Linked DNA regions of Homo sapiens: region 1 is linked to region 2. Evidence: chromatin loops called from intact Hi-C (ENCODE). Cell type or tissue: MCF 10A. All regions are shown on one strand. Each heading gives the region's core, and the rest is flanking DNA. Links, peaks and the distances in the headings are about the cores only. Region 1 overlaps PALS2 (protein associated with LIN7 2, MAGUK p55 family member). Region 2 has its middle 33 kb from the start of CYCS.

What was found. Hi-C counts contacts between places; a loop is a spot of excess contacts. Peaks named below come from ENCODE experiments on the same cell type or tissue, not always from the same donor. Only the 100,000 strongest peaks of a DNase experiment are listed, where the experiment ranks them.
Region 1: a loop joins it to region 2, with 5 times the contacts of the local background. A loop is called at or near these places in 8 of 110 quality-filtered maps.

What each region holds. Positions count from the first base shown.
Region 1 is chr7:24,662,145-24,670,489 of GRCh38, reverse strand. It overlaps PALS2 (protein associated with LIN7 2, MAGUK p55 family member), which reads right to left. Exons shown (of 12, transcript NM_001303037.2): 6 at 6,769-6,900; 7 at 4,803-4,902; 8 at 4,401-4,469; 9 at 1,830-1,991. Among named protein-coding and RNA genes, the nearest start is that of GSDME, 91 kb to the left of the region's middle. In MCF 10A, for the core only: a CTCF peak has its summit at 4,642 (motif pointing right); a DNase peak (open chromatin) is centred at 4,639.
Region 2 is chr7:25,088,483-25,096,827 of GRCh38, reverse strand. No RefSeq gene overlaps it. Among named protein-coding and RNA genes, the nearest start is that of CYCS, 33 kb to the left of the region's middle. RefSeq lists enhancers at 2,519-2,598, 2,619-2,668. In MCF 10A, for the core only: CTCF peaks have their summits at 2,415 and 3,331 (motif pointing right); DNase peaks (open chromatin) are centred at 2,417 and 3,317.

The DNA.
Region 1 (8,345 bases), core at 142-8,141, 430 kb after region 2:
ATGGGATCCAGGAACAACAGCTTCAACCCAGGATAACAACAAAGGGAACTACTCCAGTGTTAACAGCTGGGCAGCCAGAGAGACAGCATGTAGTCCTCATTGAAGCAGAAAGACAGAGGGTTCTGAGACAGAGGTCTCCAGGAAAAAAAAAAAGAACCTGACTTACTGGATAAACAAGTCTTTAGTTTAAAAAACAACAAAAAACTGTATACACATATATATATAAAATCAGGTAGTATAAAGAAAAACAGAACTCCAGAGATTCCTGGGTCACAGAAGGGGAAAGGGCTGTTCAAGAAAGTGAAATTGAACTAACTGAAAATACAGCTATCTTTATATTGGAAGGACAGTCAGGAAGTCAACAGATAAGGCCTAAACTGCATAAAGCAGGAAACAGCAGACTAAAGACATTATTAAGAAATATGGAACACAACCAAAAGAAATAGCAAAAACAATGAAAAGTGACTGTTTTTCATAAGTGAGGCAGGGGAAGAGAAGGGGTTATTTTTTTCCCCATTATATGTCTTTAAGAACTACTTGCTAAAAATATTGGGCACATATGAATTTGATAAAAGCGAAAAACTTTTTACTTCACAAGTGCAGCTTTAACATACGTTGATTACAGTGAAGTTTTTGTTCTGTTAACCACTTTAGTAGGATTTGTCTAAATTTAGTGATTTACAATGCCTGCAGTAGAATCAGAAGATTTACACTGAAGGGATTATAAGTAGCACAGGGGGGCAATGACAAGGCTATTTCCCTAACTTTTAAGAATTTTAGCAATAAGAGTACTCACTGAGAATTAAACCCAAAATATACTGGACAAAACCAGGGAAACTCTAAAATTCAATTAAAAGAGATAGGGTTAAAGTTAGCCTAGGATTTGACTCAAAATAGCTTAAAGGCATTAATATACCTAAAGGAATGCCATGTTAAAAGGGGGCTTGGTCAGAAATAGAAGCACAGCAATGGGAATGAAAGCAATGTTAGCTTATCTCCTGCTTTCTTCAAGGGAGAGAACATCTAAGTTCACAAGTAAAGATCCACGTATTTCAAAAACAAAGACAAATGTTTATTAGTCCCTACAGTCAGAGACAAATGTGTATTAGTCATTACAGTAAATCACTAACATCATCCAATTCCTTGATCTAATTCCATTCTCATCAAGCATACTTCTGACATGATTATTTAACTTTCTATGTAAATATGCAAATAGAGAAATGAATGCAAAGACCATAAAATGAGTGCTTGGTTCACTTAATGGTTATACTTCTCATCAGTACTATTTTATTCTATACATCAGACTCTGTAACCTTAATGAATGCTGCCTGCAGTAAAAGATGAATCACTCTTATGTGCTATCAAAAATCAGGTTTATGACCTTGCATGACTGAGAGCTACAAGCCAGGCCACGTAAGTTCACACAGCTGTTGCCACACTGGGTATGTCCAAGGGTCAGAAGCTTTCCCCTTTTCTTTACACTAAAATGGCTGAAAAATCCAACTTTTTAGATAGACATCAGTACAAGAAAATCCTAAATGCCTATCTTGCCACGAGTCTTAAATGTAGGCATTTAATTCTAACATTTCTGAACTGAATAGTTTAGAGAAGCACTTGCCACCAGACAGCAAGCCAACAGCACTGCAGCACTATTTCAAGACAGCTACAGAATTACTAAATTTTTCAATGTCTTTTACTTGTTCACTTTCACTGCCATAAAGAAAACTTATTTGGGAATAACAATAACTAATGATAATAATCCCCCTTTCCTCCATATGCCCATACTCTTTCCTGCCAATTGCATAGCAAGGAAAACACAGAAAACTTACATGGCACCGTAGTTCCAAATCTAGTGGGATTCAATACTATGAACCTGTTTTTCAAGCTTCTTCGGCCTACACCTTGAGCTCCTATCAATACTAATGTTTTTCTCTGGAAGGGAGGCATTTTGGCTACCTCCTCATATATCTGGATTTCATGACGATCAAATTCTAAATGAAAAAGGAAATGGGAATACAAAGTCAACTTTTATATACATGAAAGAAATCTCTGCAATTCTGTCTAGTAATGGCTTAGCTGTCTTGATAGTTAAATATCACTTGACTTGTACCCACTTAGCATAGATTTGTTTTTACAAATTTGGTAAAGTACAATAAATAATAATTATTTTATTATTGTTTTTAAGACCGGGGCTCACTGTCACCCAGGGTAGAGTATAGTGGTGCAATCTTAGCTCACTGTACCCTTGAACTCCTGGGCTCAATGAAGCCTCCCGAGTAAATGAAACCACAGGTATGAGCCATTATACCCAGCTAATTTTTAATTTTTTTTTTTGTAGAGATGGGATCTTGCTATGTTGCCCAGGCTGGTCTCAAACTGCTGGCCTCAAATGATCCTGCTGCCTCAGTCTCCCAAAGTGCTGGGATTATAGGCATGAGCCACTGTGCCTGCCCCAGTAAATTATTTTATATCTTGCTTTAAACATCTGGTTCCATCCATTTGCCCTTAAAAATTTGTCTAATCGGGCTGGGCATGGTGGCTCATGCCTGTAATCCCAGCACTTTCGCAGGCCGAGGTGGGCGAATCACGAGGTCAAGAGATTGAGACCATCCTGGCCAACATGGTGAAACCTCGTCTCTACTAAAAAAATACAAAAAATTAGCTAGGCGTGGTGGTGTGCGCCTGTAGTCCCAGCTACTCAGGGGGCTGAGGCAGGGGAATCACTTGAACCCAGGAAGCAGAGACTGCAGTAAGACGAGATTGCGCCACTGCACTCCAGCCTGGTGACAGAGCAAGACTCCGTCTCAAAAAAAAAAAAAAAAAAAAAAAAAATTTATCTAATCAAGCTAGAAAAATTCTATGTTTTATCCTTACTTATCAGAGATTCTATCCACTGAAACTTATTATCAATTTGCCAGTAAAAATCCTTTAATATAAATAATCAAATTACAAACCAGTATATATAGAAAGCATGTAGCAAATACGGAGGACAGGAGTAAACCTAGCGTGGTTGCTTAAGTAAGTTCCACAGAACAAGTGACCTTCCAATTATATAAATGAATAAATATTGTATGGCAAATCAACAATTATCAGTTTGATTAGAATTCAACATACTGACATTTACTGACAACATACATTTAAATATTAAGATTTTGAAATTTACATATAAAATAAATTTTAGATCCAACTGTTTCACTAGAAACATAACCCAAAATTATAATCTTAGTCGATGGGAAAATTACAAATTTTCTATTTTGCAAAAAAGCCTTATGGGCATATATTTTATGAATAATAGGGCCAAAGTGATGATTTGAAATATTATATTACCTGTTATTACTGTAACTCTCAATCTGTAGTAATAACACTCCTTCCTTAGCTTATTATCCTAATAGTAACTCTTTCTTTGCACAATTTCCCCACAGTAGATTAAACCAATATTAAGAGAAAGCAAGCCTACTTCTTCCTTCTATATTATTTTCTTTTATGGTGTGCTATTTAGTTTATTACCAGCATAGAGGTAGCTCTGAAGTCAAGAAAGTACTTTTAAAATTGCCAACTCCTTTGATTAAGCCTCCAGAAATTTCTGATTCATAGAGCTGTTTTTTATTTCTGTCATCCTCTGCAACTGGGAAGAATAAATATAGTAGTTTCCATTCTTTCCCTTCTTTCCTATTTATTTATTTTTAATAGCCAATGAGTAGCCAATCCAGGTCTGGGGTCTTATTTTACATTGTTTTTAAAAATCTTTTCAGCTTTACTGAGGTACAACTGACAAACAGGAATTGTATATAAAGTGTACAACTTGATGTTTTCATGAATGTGTACAATGTGAATGATTACCTCGATCAAGCTATTAAACATATCCATCACCTCATATAGTTACCATTTCTTTCTTTTTAAATATATTTCTTTCTGTATGACTAAAAGATTTAAGACAGAATTCTATTAGATCAGACTAAGATTTATTTGGTCCAGTGCTATTTTTCTAAAACTATCATGGTCAGTGTTATGGCAGGATACAGTTGCCCTAAACATAACTCTTTTAACATCTTGACAAAGGCATTCTATCCTTTAGAAATGGCACATAAATTACTATTTCAAAATTCTCTGGACAAATAGTTTCAATTATGATACTGCTTCTTGATTAAGACAAACAAAAATCTTAACCAATTTGTTTTGTGTTGTAAACTATACTCACAAAATAAAGCACATGGTAGTATATATAATGTGGGTTTTAAATAATTTATATTATATTGCACCATGTGTTCATATGTCAGCCCCTTGCAACTAGGTACTAATCTGAATTACACTCACTTAAAGCTGTATATTCAGAGTTTATGCCACACTAAATGACATATAGCTACTTCACTTGGACTTCTCAAAAAGTATTTAAAACCTACCTGCATTTCTGGTTGTGAGATACATCATCTTTTTCTTTTTTTTGCTACTTATAGTTCCACAAAAAGGTCCTGAAGGATGATAAAACAAATATAACTTAAGCAGTATATCAGAATATGAAAAAATTGCCCTATAGTATTTTACAGGGGTGGGAGAATTATCTCCCCAATGTGGCATCCTAGGAAGCAAAAGAGGGTGGAGGTGAGTTAAGCCACTGAATTTTGATACTCTACCAGCAGGTGGCAGAACGGGATCAAAAAAGATTACTTATGAGCGAGAGAAAGCAGAGGGAGGGATTCATTCTAGACATATTTTAAATAAATGCATTTGCTTATTTAGACAAAAGAGACAAAGAAAGGTGGTCACAAAGGACTGCTTGTTACTTATTGTGTCGAGCTCATCACCTGAATTGTCCCAGTCTCTTCTAACAAATGCCTTTCTCTTCTCTTCCAGGAACTGGCTTGGAATGAGACCAGCGCTTCCTCCCTCTTTTACATGGCTAGCCTAGAATCAAATTAATGAATTGTACATCTCAGTGACCAAAATTTGAGACCATATTCTATTAAGTAAGACAAGCAGTGGTCAGTCAAAAAAGTCACATTTGCTCTTAAAAACAACCTTGAGATTTAAATCCATAGCATTGTCAGTTAAGATATTTAAACAATTCAGCACTGAAGAATCAATTGGCACCTAAAATTCTTCATATCTGTCATCTGGTAGTGAAATGTGGGGACCAAAATACAAATTAAATTGCTAAAACTTCTTATTTATGATACTAAGTTAGAAAAGGAAAATGCTATTCTAAATAAGATGTATTAACAGGACATTTTATCTAGCACCCTTTAGTAAGATATTTACTGTCAACCTTAATCCTACTATGTTGGTATTTCAGGCCAAACCAAATGAAAAGGAGATACTATGTGGAATATAAAGTGTAGATTTTAATTTATGCCACCAGGAGTCTGAATATCCCAAGAGTTTGTAAGTTTAAACTAGGCGAAACTTCACCTAATGTAAAACAGCTAACTTAAAATAAGCTCCAAAGAGAAATATTTTAAAATAGTGGCTGGAGAACTGGCTGTTAGTGGTTTATCTCACAAAGTTAGTATTTCTATCCTTACAACTAGCATAGAAAATCTAGTATAACTTTAAGCACTTAAAATCCTGAAAAACAGAATTAAAGTAACCAACTATCAAAATGCAGGGAGAAACTGAGAGAATGGTGACAGGTTAGAAGAGAAAACTAAGAGATCGTATTCATAGGAAAAAGAAAAAAAATGGAAAACTGGAATAATTCAATAAAGGAAACAGCCACAGAGAGATTTTTTAAATGAGGGATCTAAAAAAAGTTCAGGGGAAACCTCTTGAAATCATGGATTCTGTTTAATTTACCCATTTCTTAGCTGTCTCAACACATAGTGCACTTATACATAATGTTTTAAGTTAAATTTAAGGACACATAAGTAAGATTGTTCTCATTCTGTGATTTGTTTCTCCTTAGAAGTAGATCTATAATTTAGAGCTAATGTGAGTTACCAACATCTCAGTTAATTTTAGAATTTGGTGCTAAGTCCTGGATCCTTTCCTCTTACTCCTTGTTCTTTAGTAAAACTCTCATTTGCTTTGATAGTTTAAGGCATTTCAGACTTCCTGACCTGTCAGTTTTTCCAGTTCTGAATATTGTGGTTGTTAGCTAACATAAACCATTACAAAAACAGACTTATTACTGCTGCTAGGGGTTTCTGAAAGCTGCATTAGGAGAAGAAAAAAGAATACCATTAAACAGATCTTCTGAAAAAAGGAGGGAAAAATACAGTGATAATACACATCTCTTTCCATATACACAGATTTTAATCCAAAACCAAACAAAACTGATAGAGTGAACCTCCATTTCCCAATATCTGAGAAGAGGGGAGCAAATAGACATTAAGACCTTAAGAAATGATGCTTTACTTGCTATGAACGAACATGAGGGAGAGGAGACAAGAGACACACTTATTTCACAGTAAAAGTCTCCTACTTAAAATAAACAAAACCCAAGTTATCTTTTGAAAAGGGATGACCCAAGTGAGTTCTTCTTGGCCAATAGCATATTTTAATGCAATTACCCATGTGAAAAAAACCAATTGGTCTAATCCCTAAACCAATGGGTTAGTGCCACAGGCTGGTTAATTCTGCACTTATTAAGTTGCAAATTCCCTCCCAATTTGATCTTATGTCCACAAAATTAGTAGCCACGAAGCAGGAGCTGTTCATGTGGGAAAAATCATTGTAACAAATGCTAATATTCTTCCTGACTATTCAGATATTGATCAGATCTAAGATTAAAATTAGAAAAGTAGCTGAGGAACTTCTGAGAAGCATACTAACCTGCCACCAATTTGGATCTTCTCTATTTACAATCTGAAGAATCTCTCCTTTGGAAAACTTCAATCCTGCTTCTTTGCAAGGTATTAGGTTGTCATTGTATGGATTATAATCAAAATGACACTTCACAAATACCTAAAACACATAGCACAATTAAAAATACTATAGTTGTATCACTTGCCACTGAATTTAAAAAATCCTTGTCAAACCACTCTGATTTAATTGTAACTGACAATGTATTTAGTACTTCAGATAATGAACTTGTCTCTCATAAATGGAAATCAAGTTATTAGAATATTAACAGATTTTGGTATCAGAAAGATAATAAAACTTCTTCTCTACTTTAATATCTAACTTTAAATCAACAAGAGTTTGATAATCATTCTATCCCACCATTCTTCCACTTTTCTTCAATCTTTTCACTTGATTTTCCAACCAACACTGCATAATTTTTAATGCAAGTAAATGCTATGATCCAATTAACATCCTGAAATATAATATAGGTAGTTGATTTAAGGTATATATTTCAGATGTATTAGAACTCTGTGAAAAGGCCCTGAAACCAAAATTAAACAATAAAAGTTGATGTTGAAGTCAGATATGAAATATATTTGGTAGCCTTAAATACTTTTTTAATCATCTTGCTCTGATTTATATGCTCATCTTAAATTTAAATGATCAACATTAAATTCATTGTAAGACAAATACTGAAGAAGTCTCGAAACTATTTTCCATTTTAAATTCATTTGTGTATACACATTTCTTTTACATTTGCATTATTAATAAAAGTATGTCAGTTAACACTGTTAGTTATGATCTCCGAAATTTGGGCTATTTTGCTTATTTGCTTTAATTTAAATTCTAATTAAATTATGCATTTTTGGTATTTGATGGAAGGTTCAGACCAATTGCTGTCTTTCTTTCTTTCTTTTTTTTTTTTTTTTTTTTTTTTTTTTCAGATGGAGTCTCACTCTTTCACCCAGGCTGGAGTGCAGTGGCGTGATCTCTGCTCACCGCAACCTCCGCCTCCCAGGTTCAAGTGATTCTCCTGCCTCAGCCTCCCAAATAGCTGAAATTACAGGCGTGTGCCACCACACCTGGCTAATTTTTGTATTTTTAGTAGAGACCAGGTTTCACCATGTTGGCCAGGCTGGTCTCGAACTCCTGATCTCAAGTCATCTGCCCACCTCAGCCTCCCAAGGTATGGGGATTACAGGCATAAGCCACTGCGCCCAGCCCAACTGCTTTCTTAAAACAGACTTGTTTTATATATATTTATAGAAATTCAAATGTTATCTTCTAAAGAATTGCCTTAGCATTAATCAGCATGTAAACTTTAATAAGAAAGTACACAATTAGTCAAAATAACAATGTTCTTTTTCTATTTGTTTATCATACTTCTGTAACCAACAAAATTCAAATAACACAAGTAGACATATTATATTATTAGTGTGGTAAAAGTATTGTGATCGATGCATACAAAATAATTTTAAAATAACGAAATCTGGGAACATGTAATAAAATCTTAGTTATTTATAATTAGATGATTTTCATAGAAAGCATTCAGAACATTTTCAACT
Region 2 (8,345 bases), core at 186-8,185:
GGAGGCGGAGGTTGCAGTGAGCTGAGATTGCACCACTGCACTCCAGCCTGGGTGACAGAGCAAGACTCTGTCTCAAAAAAAAAAAAAAAAAAAAAAAAAGTCCGGGCACGGTGGCTGACGCCTGTAATCCCAGCACTTTGGGAGGCTGAGGGGGTGGATCACCCAAGGTCAGGAGTTCAAGTCCAGCCTGACCAACATGGTGAAACCCCGTCTCTACTAAAAATACAAAAATTAGCTGGGCATGGTGGCGGGTGCCTGTAATCCCAGCCACTCAGGAGGCTGAGGCCGGAGAATTGCTCGAACCCAGGTGGCAGAGGTTGCAGTGAGCCAAAATTGCGCCATTGCACTCCAGCCTGGGTGACAAGAGCGAAACTCCATCTCAAAAAAAAAAAAAAAAGAAAGAAAGAAAGAAATGAAAAAAGAAATGAGGCCCAAGGACAGTTTTAGGGAGCTAGGAAATAAAACCCAAGAAAGGCAATGACAGGATAGGGAGGATAGATGTCATTTGGAAAAGGAAAGAGTAAGAGAGTAGTATCAAATGCTGCAGAAAAAAACAAAAAGGACAAGGACTGGATTTTTCCATTTAAAAATCACCAATGACATTCGAGAGGACAAGTTTCAACAGATACGTTGGGTTAGAAGTTAAATATTAACCAGTTAACCCGTAGGTGGCCCTGGAACATCTTGTCATATCAGGAGCAAGAAAACCCTCATCTTGGAAGTCAACTTGAAAAGGATAACACTGGCCAAAGATGGGTTAATATGAGTGTCAATAAGGATAGTAATGGTATTAGTTCTCTATTGCTGCTGTAAAAAATTGCCACAATTTAGTGGCTTAAAACAACACAAAGTGGCACTTCTATAGGTTAGAAATCCAACCCATGTCTCACTGAGCTCACATCAAAATGTCAGCAGGGCTGTGTTCCTTCCTGCAATTCTAGGGAAAAATCTGTTTCCTTGCCATTTTCCAGCTCCTAGAGGTTGTTGCCTGCATTCCTTGGCTGGTGGCCACCTTCCTCCATCTTCAAAGCCAGCAATGGTAGAGTCTTCATATTACATCACTCTGCCCTCCTCTTTTGCCTGCCTTATCTATTTGTAAAGACCTTTGTGATTACGTTTGGCCCACTGGGATAATCCGGGCTAATCTCCCTATTTTAAGGTCAGCTGATAAGTAACCTTAATTCCATCTGGAATCTTAATTCCTCTTTGCCACATAACAGCATACAAGTTCCTGGGATTAGGACATAGATCTCTTTGGGGGAAGCATTATTCTGTCTACCACAGCACTACAACAGATTGACACACATCAAATATGTTTAAATGCATGAGTTCAAGATAATATTATATTAAGACAAACAAACAAAACTCACTGCCAGGAAACTGACACAGTGCTTTTGAAAACTGGTAAATAAAGAGAAACGATCAACTATTTGTCCTGCCTTTCCTGTAAGGACTCTTACCTTGGTAACCAAAAAGTTGATAAAGTTTTCTTTATAAAAGTTACTACCTGGAAAGCTAATACATGAGCAGCAGGTGCCACCATTTCCCAATGCTCAGTGAATTAATGAATCTGAGCAGTGATTATCAGTGATGGCTAACATCACAAAAACAAAACAGATATCAGGATATTCTGTCTTCTGACAGGAATACAGAATACCACCTGCAACTCCTTCTTGCCAACACAACTGATCCCAAAACTAGTGAAGCCTCCAGCTTCAACCAACAGTTTACAGGAAATACAGGGGATAAAGGAACACACGAAATGACCACATAGGTGCAGTGAACAAAACCCAGACTGTGGGAAAGTCCACGGGACAAATGACCTATTTCTTCAAGAAATCGTAAGAACAACAACAACAAAGATAGAGGGCAACTTATTGTTGGAAGACTTAAAAATGAAACATATCAACAATGACAATGCATGGATTTTATTTGGGTCCAAATTCAAGCCAACTAACTTAATAATTTATAAGGCAATTAGGAAAATGTAAATAATGACTGCATGAATAACTGATGATATTAAGAAAGTGTTTGATTTTCTCAGGTGTTCCAATGAAATATTTACAGATTAAATGACATAATGTCTGGGATTTGCATCAAAATAACCTAGAGGCAAGGCCAGGAGTAGGTTGGGGAACAGATGAAACAAGAGTGGACAAGATGGAGACGATTACCATAAACTGATAATTGTTGAAGCCAGGTAATGGGTTCAGGGAGTTTCATTATACTGCTTTCTTTCTCTTTTTAAAAATACTTGCAGTTGTCTACAGTTAAAGAAAAATATCATTTAAAAAGGTGGTTGAGCCCGGGCGCAGTGGCTCACGCTTGTATTCGTGTTTCCACTGAGTCAGCTGCAGGCTGAGGGGAGAAAGCTCTGCCTGATCTAAGTACTGCATTACATTTTGTGTCCACTGGGCGGCAATATCAACATTTGATCCTGCCTGCCACTAAATCCTCAGGAGGCAGCAGTGCCAGATTACATCTGTGTCTGTGAAGTTCCACCTTTCCCGCTTCTGATCATTTTCTTCCCCCATTCTCCACCCTGTCAAACGTGGAGCTGCCAGAGCCACGGTGACTGGGAAAGAGGAGCAGACGGTACAGGCTAGGAAACAGAGAGGAGGCTGATCTTCCCACCTTTCCTCAAGTTGGGGTAGAGGAAAGGCTTTCATCTTAAAGACTTGCATTTTTGTTTTGTTTTGTTTTGTTTGTTTTGTTTGTTTGTTTGTTTGTTTTTTGAGACGGAGTCTCGCTCTATTGCCCAGGCTGGAGTGCAGTGGCGCGATCTCGGCTCACTGCAAGCTCTGCCTCCCGGGTTTATGCCATTCTCCTGCCTCAGCCTCCTGAGTAGCTGGGACTACAGGCGCCCGCCACCATGCCCGGCCAATTTTTTGTATTTTTAGTAGAGACGGGGTTTCACCGTGTTAGCCAGGATGGTCTCGATCTCCTGACCTCGTGATCCGCCCGCCTCGGCCTGCCAAAGTGCTGGGATTACAGGCGTGAGCCACCGCGCCCGGCCTAAAGATTTGCATTTTGACTAATGCATGAGATAAAATTTTAACTAGTGGCTTGGCCCTAGACAAGACCAGAGGATTTTTTTTTATTACCTAAGAGTAGAGCTGATACTGAGCCAGTCCACACCATTATGGCCGGACCCATTGTCAAAATACTCAAATCTCCTGTACTAGTTGGTAAATAGCCCCAGCCTGCACCCCTGGTGTTCACTCACCCACCGCCCTGGCTGCCATGACCCTGATGCTGGAACCCTCCATGAGCCCTGCCATGCAGAAACTAAAGAGGTCACACTTGGCCCAGCAGGGGGCCCCCAAGAGCTGCTCCACTTTGGCCAGTGTGAGTTCCAATTGGGGTTGCAGCTGAAACAATTATTAAGATTGGCCAGAGAAATCACGGGACAGGGAAGGGCAGGAACCAGTCCCACTAAGCCTGTGGGGGAAAGGAATAAAGTTATTTTCACTGTACTTCCTTTTGGTTAAAGTACTGATTACACAATTATTGACATACTTAGGAAAATCAACAACCACAATGACAAAATGAAGGAAATGAAAAAGTCAGAGTTGCAGGGTATAAGATACACCTATGCAAATAAACTGCATTTCTACACCAAGTTAAATTTTAAATGATTAAAAATTCCATTCATAACAGCAAAAAGGCACTAGTAATTCAAGACAGGAGATTTTGTCAAGGAAGTAATTTCTTTTTTTTTTTTTTTTTGAGACGGAGTATCGCTTTGTCGCCCAGGCTGGAGTGCTGTGGCGCGATCTCGGCTGTTTGCAACCTCTGCCTCCCGAGTGAAAGCGATTCTCCTGCCTCAGCCTCCTGAGTAGCTGGGATTACAGGCGCACGCCACTGTGCCCGGCTAATTTTTGTATTTTTAGTAGAGACGGGGTTTCACATGTTGGTCAGGCTGGTCTCTAACACCTGACCTCGTGATCCGCCCGCCTCAGCCTCCCAAAGTGCTGGGATTATAGGCATAAACTACCGCGCCCGGCCGGAAGTAATTTCTAAATCCCGGGAGAAGATAGAAAAAAAAAAAAAGCAAGCCACATGAGCATGAATGGAAGAAGACTAAACATGGGAAGATGGTAATAGGATCTAGGTCACTGGTTTTCAAAGCACGTTCCTTGGATCAGCTTCTCTACTAAGAACTTGAATATGGTATCTCTCACCCTTCACAGCATCCCTATCGGCTGGACATCATCACCCACACTTACCAATGAGGAATGGAGGTTAGAGGGGGTAAAGTGCTCAGCGCCTGAGGTCCCTCCCAGAGTTTCTAAGTGGCAGCACCAGGGTTCAAATACAGCTCTGCTTGACTCCAAAGCTATATTTTTCCTACCAAACAAGGCTGCCTCCCAATTTTAATAGGATGTGGTAAAAATAATTTCGTAGATGGTAAAGAGCTACAGAATCGAATCCTGATTAAGTACAGCATGCTCTACTCCCCTGCTCCTGAATGCCAAGAAGCCCTAGGCACTTCCACACGTCTTATGTGTGTCACTTTCTTTGGGTTTCTATTAGCACAAGTTTAGATCACAACATTTTCAGAGCTGGTAAATCAACTGATTTGCTTGCATTTGAGCAGGAAACGTAGGCTGAGTACCTTATGGCCAATCGGTTCTCACTGCAAAAGGGCAAACCAAATTGCATCACTGGCTACACTGGAACCAGAGGAAGAAGACGACTTCAATGAAGAACTCAGACCATTGTCTGAGTGGGCTCACATGCTGGCTCCATTCAAACAAACCTGTTCTAGCACAGCTCAAATTGGCCCCTCTCTGTCCTTAGCAAAGCATAGGAGAGAGGATGTATTTCACCTTGGTAGCCACATCAGGTGACAGATTTTAATCCCCTGGGGAAAATACTCAAGATTAATGTGGCCAGTTGGGTGACAGTGCTGAATTACCTCACGCTCAGATTTCTTTCACAGATCAAGTGCTAATTAACATGATATAGACCAGTGACATATTGTAGCTATGGTAATTTCCAGGAAAAAGTCCATGCCTATGTATATACGTATATATATGTACGTTCCTACATATATATAAAAGTACATATATATAATTTTCTTTTTAAAAATTTACCCTTTTAACATTTGTTTTAAAAATTATCTTAAGCAGAATCATATGAGTTTACTAATATTATATTCTGTATTTCAGCTTTTAAAAATCCTGGGTCTTCCGTTTAACAAAATTTAACAAGATTTGCCAATCTTGCCTTTGTTCACGACCAATATTCCCCAAAGCCCCTGGTTTCACTAACACTAATTATAAATGGGCTTTTGATGGTTCAACTGTTCCCTATGGCAAGATGAAAAGGCTTCCAGAGAGAAGGCAAATCTCAGATTCTTTGTCCTTGTATCCTTTTTCTTCTCTCAGAAGTGCTTTTACCTGACATCTCAAGAGTTAGAAATTCACAATCTAGTAGAAAAAGTAACACCCACTACCAGATTAACAATTAATTCAGCACTGCCCACGGAGTGAATCACAGGATTTCCAGTAGTGCACAGAATACTCAATGGGACTTCACTGCTGGCTGTAGCTAATATAGCTGGGGAGAAGTCCAGGAACAGAATTAAGAAAAGGAAGGAAGTTTCTCTTGTGAGGACAGTCAAGCAGGTTTAATGCATCCTTAAAATTACACATTTTAAATGATTAGTATTTAAAGAGAAAATGTATATGATTCTCTCTTTCATAATTCTAAGATTTTCAGTCTTCATTTTCTTATCTGTCTCCTTTTTGATCTGTAAAAAACCACATTTTATCCAGAGAAGCCTGGGAGATGGGTCAAAGGTTTGTGCCCTGCCTCAGAAATTTTCAACATCAGCTCACAGTCACATATGTCAGCAGCTGTTGCACCTTGCACTTGAGTTAGGGGGCCGTCTTCTAAATCAGGACTTCCCTAGGGCACATGAGAAGCCAAGGGCAAGAAGAGCTCATTTTTCAGGCGTCTTTCTGATCATATTAGAAATGTTTAAAATAAGGACAGGCTCTGATATCATTAGATTTAAGGCCCGAATGTCATTTCAGTCTCAAGAGGACTCTTAAAAATAGGCCATTATATGGAGAGCACTTGCAAGGCTCCAGGGGAAAAGGTGCTCAGAGTAAAAAGGATTATGATATTTAACAGGCACATTTTGCACATTCTAAGAAGTTGGGGGCGAGGGAGAAGCATTACCAAGTCCATCATTGTGCATATATTACAGCATATAAAGGTTGCCATTGTACTTGAGTTTGAGTTTCCGTCTGTCAAGGTTACATTGACACACGTACATTTGCTATCAGGAATGTCTGGACTCCCTTGACAATGAGAAAAGAAAACACTTCTGTGCTTATGGTTGTTGGTAACAATAATGGGGTTGAAATCTGTCAAAGCTGGGGGTGAATGGTGAGGAGGGCCCTTGCACTAAGTCACATATAGTTAAGCTGTGAGTGGCGCACTTGGGAGGGTGTGTTATCCTATCCCACAAAAGAGGAGGGCTGACTTGTGTACCTAGCATTCAGCAGCTTCAGGGTCTTTTCCTGTCACTGCAATTTTCTATACGTGATCTTTAGAGTTTTCACTATTACAGCTTTTCTATCTCTAATAATGGAGCAATCTAGCTTCTTCACATTTGTGTTGATAGTGTGTTATGTGTACTTGTTCTGGCCTGATCTAGCAAATGAAGTTTGCTAGCTGTCCTCTAGCAAACACACTGAAATGCAACATTCACCTCAAGACCTTTGCTAAAGATGTTTTTCTTCCTTGAGACAAAGTGTTGCTCTGTCCCCCAGGCTAGAGTGCAGTGGTGCGATCTCTGCTCACTGCAGCCTCTGCCTCCCAGGTTCATGCTATTCTCCTGCCTCAGCCTCTCAAGTAGCTGGGATTATAGGCGTGTGCCACTATACCTGGCTATAATTTTTGTATTTTTTAGTAGAGACGGAGTTTCACCATATTGACCTGGCTGGTCTTGAACTCCTGACCTCAAGTGATGCACCCACCTCAGCCTCCCAAAGTGCTGGGATTATAGGACAGGTATGAGCCACTGCTTCTGGCCTAAAGATTTGATCAAAAAGACAGAAAGCTCTGTGACTTTGGTGAGCCTTTGAGCCTCTGTTTACTTGTGAGAATGATATTCATAATATCCACTTCTTATGGTTGTGATAACATGATAGGACTGTAGTTTGGATTATCTGGGTCTTTTTTAAAGCTAGAAAAAAAAGTCTGGCTAGGCACGGTGGCTCATGCCTATAATCCCAGTACTTTGGGAGGCCAAGGTGGGCGGATCGCCTGAGGTCAGGAGTTCAAGACCAGCCTGGCCAACATGGTAAAACCCCGTCACTACTAAAAATACAAAAATTAGCCCAGCATGGTAGCAGGCGCCTGTAATCCCAGCTACTCAGGAGGCTGAGGCAGGAGAATTGCTTGACCCTGGGAGGCGGAGGTTGCAGTGAGCTGAGGTCGCACCATTGCACTCCAGCCTGAGCGACAGAGCAAGACTCCATCTTAAAAAAAAAAAAAGAAAAAGAAAAAAAAATTCCTCTGAAAGTTCCTGGCAGTCTTTTGTCTCTAGAAGTAGAGGAGCTATCGATCCACCTTTGGAGGAGTCTTGCTTTATTTTGAAAAGAAAAAAACACCAGAAGGGACAATTTTACTTTAAAAACAGCAAATCTCCGGTATAAGTGCGTTTGTATATACAGTGATGCGCCACTTAACGATGGGAATATGTTCTGAGAAATGCATAGTTAGGTGATTTCATCATTGTATGAACATCATACAGTGTACTTACACAAACCTAGGTAGTGTAGGTTTAGTAAAGGCTACTGCACACCCAGGCTAGATGCTATAGCCTATTGCTCCTAGGCTACAAACCTGTATGGCATGGTACTCTACTGAATTCTGTAGGCAATTATAACACAACAGCAAGTATTTGTGTATCTGAACATATCCAAACATAGAAAGGGTACAGTAAAAATATGGTATTACGATCTTATGGAACCATAGTTGTATAGGTGGCTCGCCATTGGCCAAAATGTCATGCAGCATATGACTGTACTAATGCATTTAATCTTTCCAACATTTAGAATTGTTATATTTATTTGATTTAACAAGTATTTAGTTGCACTTATATGCCAGTTATTGATCTAAGTGCTTTGCAAATTTTAACCCATTCGATCTTCATAGCAACTCATATTACAGGTATGAAGTAAAATCACTTGCTCAAGGCTGCATAGCTAATAGGGAACAGGCCAGGATTCACACTCAGGTAGGCTAGCAGCAGAGCCCGTGCACTTAGCCACTCTGCCACACCCCAGACGCTCTGAGTGTAGTGTCTGCCCTGTTTACCACCA